Linked DNA regions of Mus musculus: region 1 is linked to region 2. A link is a loop called in an ENCODE intact Hi-C map of the cell type or tissue named here. Cell type or tissue: heart. All regions are shown on one strand. Links, peaks and the distances in the headings refer to the core of each region. The heading gives the core; the rest is flanking DNA. Region 1 holds the start of Olfr304 (olfactory receptor 304). Region 2 has its middle 21 kb from the start of Olfr299.

The links. A loop is a pair of places that touch in the nucleus more often than their neighbours do. Peaks named below come from ENCODE experiments on the same cell type or tissue, not always from the same donor. Only the 100,000 strongest peaks of a DNase experiment are listed, where the experiment ranks them.
Region 1: it touches region 2 in a loop (4-fold over the local background); 2 of 42 quality-filtered maps call a loop at or near these places.

What each region holds. Positions count from the first base shown.
Region 1 is chr7:86,383,178-86,388,574 of GRCm38, forward strand. Olfr304 (olfactory receptor 304) reads right to left here and starts at 3,481. Exons shown (of 1, transcript NM_001011828.1): 1 at 2,480-3,481. The coding sequence starts at 3,481. The coding sequence ends at 2,480. In heart, for the core only: a CTCF peak has its summit at 2,804 (motif pointing left); no DNase peak of the experiment used is centred there.
Region 2 is chr7:86,442,077-86,447,473 of GRCm38, forward strand. It overlaps the pseudogene Olfr300-ps1. Among named protein-coding and RNA genes, the nearest start is that of Olfr299, 21 kb to the right of the region's middle. In heart, for the core only: no CTCF peak of the experiment used is centred there; no DNase peak of the experiment used is centred there.

The sequences.
Region 1 (5,397 bases), core at 106-5,105, 59 kb before region 2:
GGCAGATCCAAAGCTTTTGTGCTTGTATTATATTCTTTGAGCCTTTTGAGAGCAACCATGTCCCTATCATCAATATCCCATTGTTACTTGGTATCATTTTCTGGCTTACTGTCCTCTTGTCTTTTATTACATACAGTGTAATTCCTAAATTTTGGCATTTCTCTTAGATTTCTTTGTCTAAATATCTCAATTTACTTTAGAAACTTTTATTATTTCTGGAATAATGTCAAAGGCACAATACTCATAAGCCTAAAACCCACATAACTATTTATGAGTTATTGACTTATTGAACATATTCTACAGGTATACTCTTTTGTTATATGTAGATTGTGGTATAGGGGAATTAAAATGCTTTGCAATCTCATTTGTTTTGTGTTCTATTCTTGAAGTTTCTTGAATGTCCTATCCATCACATTGTCTTTCATCACTAGGAGATGAATAAGGTAAGTGGTTTCTAGTTCCTTTGACTTGTGCTTCCAGTAAATATTTGAGACTAAATGCTGAGAAAGAAGACCATAGTATGTAACAAGTGGTAGGACAAAAATAAAAATAAGAAGAAATCATCTTAACTAGATCTAGGATCAATATTTTTCTTATGATTTAGTGCAGGGTGTTCTCAGTAAATGAGGAAAATTAGTGTCTTTTAGTCAAGATCACAGATATTTTGGGGGAGGTTGGCAAGGAAAGTCAAATGACTTTCATTCTATATTCTTGTCCTTACCAATGAGCTAAATGATAAAGAGACACAAAAGACCAGTACACAAAAGTTTATTTATAAAATAAAAACAGGTGTGTCTTGAACATCAAACAGCAGAGAGAGCGATACCTTGTGGAGACCATGTTAGACCAGGGGGCATGGTTTTGTTTATGGGTCAGCTAATGTTAATGGGAGTATCTAGGATTTATAGCTTTTCTCTTTTCTTTGTTGTAACTTATTTCTTGAGATTTTTATATTCGTGTTCAATAAGTCAAAATTATGTGCATCTAGACTTTGAAGTAGTGTCAAGCAGAGTTGGATCATTTTTATATAAGTTGTGTTTATTATCATTAATTTTCATTAGTGTAAATTAATATACTGCTGGCTAGATGAAGGTTTAAGGGAACTGCAGATGTCTCAGGGGATTTACTATTGGCAGTGGTTTTAGTACAGTGTATCTCAGAGTGGTAAGTACAACTGTTCTGTTTTCTGACTTGAGGATAGAGAGAAATGATTTGTCTCAATATGTATGTCTAGGATGAGATAGGATATAAAGTAAATGCACATTGCTTCAATCCATGACTATGATCTAGTAAGCATTAGTCAAAGTGAGTGTAAAACATTGTTAATATAATTGACAGTGACTATGTCTTATGAAAGGCTCATGGAAACATTGTATTTTTATATAAATGGAAACTAATTAAAAATAAAATACAAATAATTATCATGAAGAAGAATTCATAGATAGCAAAGAATATCTTATTTGTTTGAAATTAATAGTAAATTCAACTCAAAACAAATCTTTAAATGAAAAGTGATTTAGTCTGCAATTTCAGTAGGTTCCATATATTCTTTGTATACACCAAGGAGTACATACACACTAACGTATTAAAAGATAATACTCTCTTGCTCTCCAGACAGGATGAAGGACAAGCATAACTAATGGTTATCTTAAATTTTTCCTGTGGAGAAACAGTACTATTCACATCATATAAAGAACCAAAGAAAGACTAAGGTAATTCCACCTAAGTCCAACTTGATAAACCAATATATTTAAAAGATTATTTCCTTACAGGAGCAGAGAGGACACAAAGACATTCACAGCAACCAAAAATTTCCATGCCCAGTATTAGTGACAGCCCACAGTAGCCAATAGATTATTGTTCAATGAACAAAGTCCAGATAGATTCACCAAACAGAGGACCCCTTTCCAGGGTGGTATGATAGTCAGAGAGTCTCCTCTCCCCAGGAGTAGTTTAAAAATTTTATAATATGGGAAGGGGTTCTTGTCTTTAAACTCTCTCACATTTATAAGATTGTTTCAACTCATCCCTTAGACTTATGACCTGCCTTCATTCACATGTCGGTCTCCAGAGTATTTCTAATAATACACTCAACCTGTGTGGCTACTATTTATCTTTTATAATTTGTATCATATGAACTTCCTCCTGGTTTGTTTTGCCTTAAGCATTGGATATAGCTTTAAGGATTGGGCCAAGTATGTGGTAGCTTCTTGCCTATTCTTTCTAATTACTAAAAAGAGTAGCATAGAAATCCTAACATGAATTTACCTAGATTGTTCTCTTCTCATATTTAATTGTGCTGTTGTTAATTTTGTTTTGCATTTATTTCTAAATGCATGAGAAAATGTGTTATCAATATCCAGATAGTGAACCTTAACCTAAAAAGAAAATGATCAATCCTTTTAGAAAGTTATATGTTCCCAAAGAGAACAGCTTTATCATAGCAGTGCAGATTCTGTTGTCTTTTGAAATTCAAAAATTAAAAACACTTGCTTGTAACTTGTGAGGCACTATAACACTGACAGAAACGCTGAACTGTTAAGTAGTATGAATCCCTGGGACAGAGATTTTGCTGCAACCTCCTCAGAGAACACTTGACATCACTGTTCCTCAGGCTGTAGATCACAGGATTAAGTGCTGGAGGCAGCACAGTATACAGCACAGAAAACAGTCTGTCTGTAATAGACGGTATATCTGAGGGAGGCTTCAGATAGACAAAGCAAGCAGTGGCAATAAAAACACTGAAAACAGTGAGGTGGGGGATGCAGGTGGCAAATGCTTTGGACTGACCTCTAGTGGTAGGAATCTTCAGCACAGTGGAGATAATGTAAAAGTAGGATATCATAACACAGTAAAAGCAAGACATGCATAGACACATACCGATCCCAAGACTTATATAAATGATCATGAGTGATCCAGAGCAGGAAATCCTTAGTAACGAGGGAACATCACAGAAAAACTGTGGGATCACCATGGAGCCACAGAAAGGCATGGAAAATGTGCCAGCTGTGTATAAAGCTCCAAACAGAATTCCAGTAGCCCAGGAAACACCCACCATCAGCACACAGTTACCACTACTCATGATTGCCTCATAACACAGAGGAGAGCAAATGGCAACATAGCGGTCATAAGACATTGCAGTCAGTACAAATATCTCACCTGCTGAGAACGAAGTCATTAAAAGTATCTGAAAGGCACAACCCAGAATCGAAATGTAATTGTTGTGAGTTAGGTTATTGATGATGAACTTTGGGATTGGGATGGACACAAGGAAGACATCCAACAGGGACAAATTCTTTAGGAAAAAGTACATGGGTGTTTGGAGTTTCAGATCCAGAGTGATGACCGTGATGATGAGCAGGTTACTCATTATGACTGCTAGGTACATTACCAGAAAGAACAGCCCACATACAGTCTGTAGTTCAGGAGCAGCTGAGAATCCCATAAGGATGAACCCTGTTACTCTAGTGTCATTGGGCATTCTCGTTTTTTCCCATGGTCTGTCAGGTGGGAGAATTGAAAAAAAGAAAAAAAAACTGATATAGTTCTAAGTAGTTACACTGATGTGCATAAATGCTCTCTGGGAATGAGCCCAGGAAACTACATAGGTACTTCTACATTGTTAAAGCCCTTACTTCTTTCTGCAAGGTGTTACTTTTTTTGATACATTAGTTGTACCAATTTATCATTTATGACAATTTATTGTGCTATGTATTGTTACAAATTATTAGAAAATCATAAAATAAGGCTGCTATGAACATAGTGGAGCATGTGTCCTTCTTACCAGTTGGGGCATCTTCTGGATATATGCCCAGGAGAGGTATTGCTGGATCCTCCGGTAGTACTATGTCCAGTTTTCTGAGGAACCGCCAGACTGATTTCCAGAGTGGTTGTACAAGCCTGCACTCCCACCAACAATGGAGGAGTGTTCCTCTTTCTCCACATCCACGCCAGCATCTGCTGTCACCTGAATTTTTGATCTTAGCCATTCTGACTGGTGTGAGGTGGAATCTCAGGGTTGTTTTGATTTGCATTTCCCTGATGATTAAGGATGTTGAACATTTTTTCAAGTGCTTCTCTGCCATTCGGTATTCCTCAGGTGAGAATTCTTTGTTCAGTTCTGAGCCCCATTTTTTAATGGGGTTATTTGATTTTCTGAAGTCCACCTTCTTGAGTTCTTTATATATGTTGGATATTAGTCCCCTATCTGATTTAGGATAGGTAAAGATCCTTTCCCAATCTGTTGGTGGTCTTTTTGTCTTATTGACGGTGTCTTTTGCCTTGCAGAAACTTTGGAGTTTCATTAGGTCCCATTTGTCGATTCTCGATCTTACAGCACAAGCCATTGCTGTTCTGTTCAGGAATTTTTCCCCTGTGCCCATATCTTCAAGGCTTTTCCCCACTTTCTCCTCTACGCTGACACCATTGCATACACTAGCAAGATTTTATTGAAAGGACGCAGATGTAGCTGTCTCTTGTGAGACTATGCCGGGGCCCAGCAAACACAAAAGTGGATGCTCACAGTCAGCTAATGGATGGATCATAGGGCTCCCAATGGAGGAGCTAGAGAAAGTAGCCAAGGAGCTAAAGGGATCTGCAACCCTATAGGTGGAACAACATTATGAGCTAACCAGTACCCCGGAGCTCTTGACTCTAGCTGCATATATATCAAAAGATGGCCTAGTCGGTCATCACTGGAAAGAGAGGCCCATTGGACTTGCAAACTTTATATGCCCCAGTACAGGGGAATACCAGGGCCAAAAAGGGGGAGTGGGTGGGCAGGGGAGTGGGGGTGGGTGGATATGGGGGACTTTTGGTATAGCATTGGAAATGTAAATGAGTTAAATACCTAATAAAAAATGGAAAAAAAAAAGAAAATCATAAAATACCTATATTCTGCTTTTCCTAATTCAATTTCTATTTATATGTAGCTGCAATTGTCTAGTGGGCAATAAACTGCAGAGTAAAACCCTAATCTCATTCCCTTCACTCTTTTATTTCCTTTATCCTAATCTTGGGTCAGAGCACTGATAAATTTTGCATAGCCATATTTACCATTCAAAGGGCCTCCACCTTACATTCATAATTTACTTCAGGCCGGAAGACCAAAGTACCTTTAGTATTTTCAAAAGATTGTCAATTGCCACTTTCTATCATGTATTTGGTACCCTTTGATTGGCTCCTGGATGTTTTCATTTATTTTCTACTATTTTTCTTGAAATGAAGCTTCTTTCATGCAAATCCTTTCATTGCGATGCCCCCTAAAGAGGAATTACCATCCCTTATGCAACAATTAGGCTTCTGTACAGATCACACATCTGATATATAAAAACTTATTTATCTTCAGTGCAAATGAACAGTCCTTTTTATATCACAAGCAGTTTTCTCTGGATCAAA
Region 2 (5,397 bases), core at 262-5,261:
ATGGTCTGACATTTGATCGTCAAGCTTAGATACCAACTCTTAAGAACTGAAAGGTGCCATGCATTGCAGTATATTGAGTTTTAGGTATAAAATATCTTTGTTCAAGATGCCAGTTACTCGAAATATATTCCAGTGTACTGTTTATAAATCAAAAAGTTGGTTTTAAGGATTTGAGATTAAGATATCTAAGGTATTGGTGATTTTCAGAAAAGTTGTTGCTTCTCAATGAAAAGAAAATGGTGCCACCATTTTAATGTTAGGTTAAACTGTGCCTGACTTTCAGGAAAATGACTTCTTATGAAGTTTTCAGGTGTTATAAAAATTTACTAAGATTTTTTTTTCAATGCCACATTCTTCCATGTCCATGTTTCTCTCTTTCCCAACCATTCCCATTATGACCATGTCTCTCACTGTCACTCTATTTTTTTCCTCATCACTCATTACAGATATACATATGTATGTATATATGAAAAAAATCATAGAACATGACCGTATATCATACACAAATAAATATTTATTATAAATGTATAACCATAGTTTTAAAAATACTTTTCACAAGTTAAATTTCTTTGGGATTCCCAATTGATACATATAATTTATCTGGAGAAGGAAAACACCACATATTGATCAACTTAATAGTTCCTATGATAATAGGCTTATGATACAGTTATGATTATGGAAACTAATTATATGTGATTATTACCATACCATACAATTAGACAAACAGGCACTGCTATGTGTATTACAAGTTAAGCATGTTTAAAAGGAATATGCATGCCAAGGAAACATGTTTTATATGTTATACATAAAGCCACATTTTAGAAAAAAGAATTTTAATATAAATGCTAGTAAACTATTAATTATTTTAAATTATTCTTTTTTTCAGAAAACATGCACTTTCAGACAATGGCCAACACTTCCATAGTGACTGAGTTCTTCCTGGAAGTTTTTGCTAAACTTGGGAGCTCAGGGTACTACTCAGTGTGCTGTTTCTGCTGGTGTATCTGTGTAGCCTGTTAGGGAACATTACCATCATCATTGTTACTACAGTTGACCAGACCCTGAAAACACCCATGTACTTCTTCCTCAGGAATCTGTCCATCTTAGACATGTGCTACATTTCCATCACTGTCCCCAGTGCCTGTATTAACTCTCTCACTGACCACAGGAATATTTCTGTGGCTGGGTGTGCAGCACAGATCTTTTCGTTCTTATTTTGTGCACTTGTAGAGACTCTTTCTTTTTCATGGCCCAGGATCGTTATGTGGCCATTTCAAACCTCTCCTCTATCCTGTGATCATGAACCACCAGTTCTGTGTTCAGATGACACTGGCTTCCCTACTTAGCTCACTTGTCATTGCAAGTGTGCACACTTTCAAAACTTTCCAGCTGTCCTTCTGCCACTCTAATGTGATCCCTCAGTTCTTCTGTGATCTTCCTGCTTTGCTGAGACTTTCTTGCTCTGACACCTTCAACAACAACCTCTTGATACTTCCGACTGACATTGGAGTCAGTGGTAGTTGCTTTGTCTTTATTGCCATATCTTATATTCGCATATTATCAACTGTATTGAAGATTCCCATCAAAAGAGAGAGAGGGAAAGCCTTTTCTACCTGTGTCCCTCACATTATTGTGGTGTCTGTCTTTGTTAGTTCTGCTGCCTATGTGTATCTACGACCTCCAGTAATAACCTTTGAAGTAGTTCAGGAAATGATTGTTTCTGTATTTTATACCATGGTTCCACCATTCTTAAACCCTATCATCTATAGTCTCAGAAACAAACAGATAAAGGAGGCTGTGAGGAAAGTTATGTCACAAGTTTTTCCAATATTTGAATATAAAAGGAACAACTATTTTTCATAGTACTTTAGATGAAAAGAACTGATAAAATAACAGAAAATTATATACTAATACACAAACGCACATAAGTGTACACACACAAACACATATATCACAACATTTCTTCCCTTTATTGATTAGAATTTTTCACATATTTCCTGATTATAGTTGCCCCACTCTCTACTTCTCCTTGTCCTCCTTCATTTGTCCTTTCATTCAGATCCATCCCATTTTTATCCCTCAATCTAAAACAAACAGACTTCTAATGGTAAATAAAATGAAATCAAATGAATTATAAGGAGATATAACAAAAACTAGCACATCAGAATAGCATAAAACAAACAAATGAAAAAGACCCCAGGAAAAGGCACACACACACACACACACACACACACACACACCAAAAACAATAACAACAATAAAAATAAGATTCATATGCTGTGGTAGTTAGAAGAAAATGGAGCCTATAGCCTTCATTCGGGCACTATTCATTTTTGGAGTATGAGTTCCTTTACTGGAGGAGTTGCAAGCTATCATATGGGCTTTGAGGTGTAAGAAGCTCAATCCTGGGCATTTTGTCACTGTCACTTTCTGCTGCCTGTGGATCCAGTTGTACTACCCTCACCTACCTCTCAAGAGCCATGTCTGTCTATGTGACATCATGCTTCTCACCATAAGGATAATGTACTTATGCTCTGAATTGTAATCCAGCCAATTAAATTGTTATGGTGCCTCTTCAAAGCAATAAGACCATAGCTAAGCATTGATATTTTTTGTCATTTTTTTTGTTTTTACTTTATTTATTTCAATACCAAGTTGATTTTTTTTTTTTTTTGGCATCTACTCATTTTGTGTGTGATTTGCTTTTCTATTGTTTCTAAAGCTTTCCGGTATGCTGTTAATACTTAACACTAGTAAGAGAGTTCCAGTTTTGTTTTGTTTTGTTTTAATAAGTACTTAGTAATATGCCCCTGCCTCCTAGAGATGCCTTAAATGAGGAGGATAATAAAAAAAAATCAAAACAAACAAACAAAAAAATCTTGGAGTCTATGTTGGTCAACTTCTCCTGGACCTGGGAACTTCTCTGGAGTGTGGTTGATATATTCTGTGATATTCTACTGGAGCGTGTTCCTTTCCCTGTCTCAGGAGGTATCAATAGCACATAGCTCCTTGGTTAGAGTTGGGACTTTTTAATCTATTTCCCCTTTTCAGTTCTGGGATTTCTTTGCCTTGAACCTGTGCAGGTCCTTTGCATGCTAACAAAATTTGACATTTTTATCTTATTCATCTTTTTGTTTGTTTTAATTCTTGGTTTTAAAACTCATTTTTATTTAGTGAGAAAGAGCATGTATGAAGTTGGATAGGTAGGAAGATGTGGGCAATCTGATTTCTTTTTACTTAAGGAGATGATAATAATTCAAAATACTAATACTTTCTTTTGTCTCTCCTTGTTCAACTCACTGTGATTTCTTTCTTTTTTCAATTCTGAATAAATGAAACATTTACTCAATTAAGTGTGGTGTCACAAAGAAATCGTATGAACTACAGTATAAATCAAAAACAAATAGGAAAATTAAGCACTGCAAAATACAAAATTATGATGTTAATGGATATATATCCATATATATAGATAGGTAGAATGATAGATAGATGACAGAGATGTATTTAAGACATGTAATGAATACATTCAGGTGTGTTGTATTTTGACAAGAAAAGAAATGATAGAAAAAATTTAAGAGAATGATTATATTTGACAGAAAAAACACAATTCTTCAGAAGTGCATAGGTTCCTTTTTTGATACAATTCTAAGATAACAAATGTTAATAAATTATTAGTTGATCATGTATGTTTTGCACATTTCATAAAAAATCTAATTTTTCTTAAGAATAAATAACTTATGCTTGGTAATGCAGAGTGGTGAGGTTTATTAGAAGGGTGAATATGTCATAACTCACCAGATAATGTACCAGAAGTGGTCCAAGCCTTTGGTGGTCAGGGCAGCTTTTAGGCCTCTGGATAGAGCAGTCTTGTGTACTGTCACAGGTATGTTCCATAATAAAGTTACACTTGTTTATATTAAAATGACAGAGATAGACCTGGAAATGCTATATTAGGTTTCTGATAATTATCTTATAATATCAGTAAATGGGTCACTATATGGGACTATTCACCATTGCCATTCATCTTCATTTCATTGCTTAAATGAACTTGAAATTTCAGGAATATATTATGCAGTTATAAAATTAAAATTATCCACCTTTCTGTCTAAAATGATACGTATAAATATTACACATAATTATAAAAATACATTTATTTTGTTTCTCTCTCTTTCTCACTCTCTGTAGATGATAGAAAGATAGATAGGTAGATAGATAGATAGATAGATAGATAGATAGATAGATAGATAGATAAGTAAATACTCCCAATAATATCTTACCAACTACATTTGGATTCTCTAAAGTACCCTTAGGCTACTTTTATCAGAGCCGCTGCTCAGCTCACACTGTGACAATTGCAATAGAAGTCTGTCTCTTCACTTTGCTCTAAGCCTTAGAAGGATCTGCGTTTCTTAGTATCACAAAGAAAGAGATATTTCCCTGGGAATAACTCGCCTATATAATAGTTGTGGCTGCTTGCAGCATAGATGATATGACTGTTGACAAAAAATAAGATTTCTGTCTATGGTTTGCAAAAGCAATATATGAGAGAATAAAGGCACTGAACTCAAATTGCATATTCTTGTGTATGGCTAGAAGAGGAGACTTGTTACCTGTAATTAAAATGCAATAATCTCTAGGCATATTAAAACTCACAATTTTTTATGTTTAATGGCTGATTCAAAGTGGTTCAGAGCTATAAAACTAACAGTAACGACAGCTAGTATCAAATGTACTCAGTATTTATAAAGGTAATTTCAGTTCTTGTAGTTACTAAAATGAACTCCATAATTTTGATATTAGATTCCTCAGACAACAAAATTGGTTTGAGAGGAAAAGTGAAAAATTAATTACTTTCAGTCATATTTGTAGTAAGTGATAATATTTACATTATACTCCCGGCTGAGACATAATTCTCTGTGATAATGACATCACATTTATAGCCAGTGTACTATGTACTATTGTCAATTTTTTTTAACTTTCATTTCATTTTTTTCTTTCAATTTTACTTATTCACTTTACATTCTGCTCACTGGCTCCCTCCCAGATACCCTTTCTCACAATACTTCCCCCATATCCCCCTTCTCCTCTGAGTGTCGCCCCCCTCCCCCACATATATATGCTCCATGCTGGCACACCAAGTCTCTTCAGAGCTAGATGCTTCCTCTCCCACTGAGCCCAGGCAAAGCAGGTCAGTTTTAAGAACATATCCCACAGACTGATAAAACAGCTTTCCAGATAGCTCCTGCTCTACTTGTTCTGGACCCACAAGAACATCAAGATGCATGTCTGCTATATATTTGCAGGGGGTCTAGGTCTACTCTGTGTATACTTTTTAGTTGTTAGTTCAGACTCTGAGAGTGCAAAGGGTGCTGGATAGTTGACTCTGTTGGTTTTCCT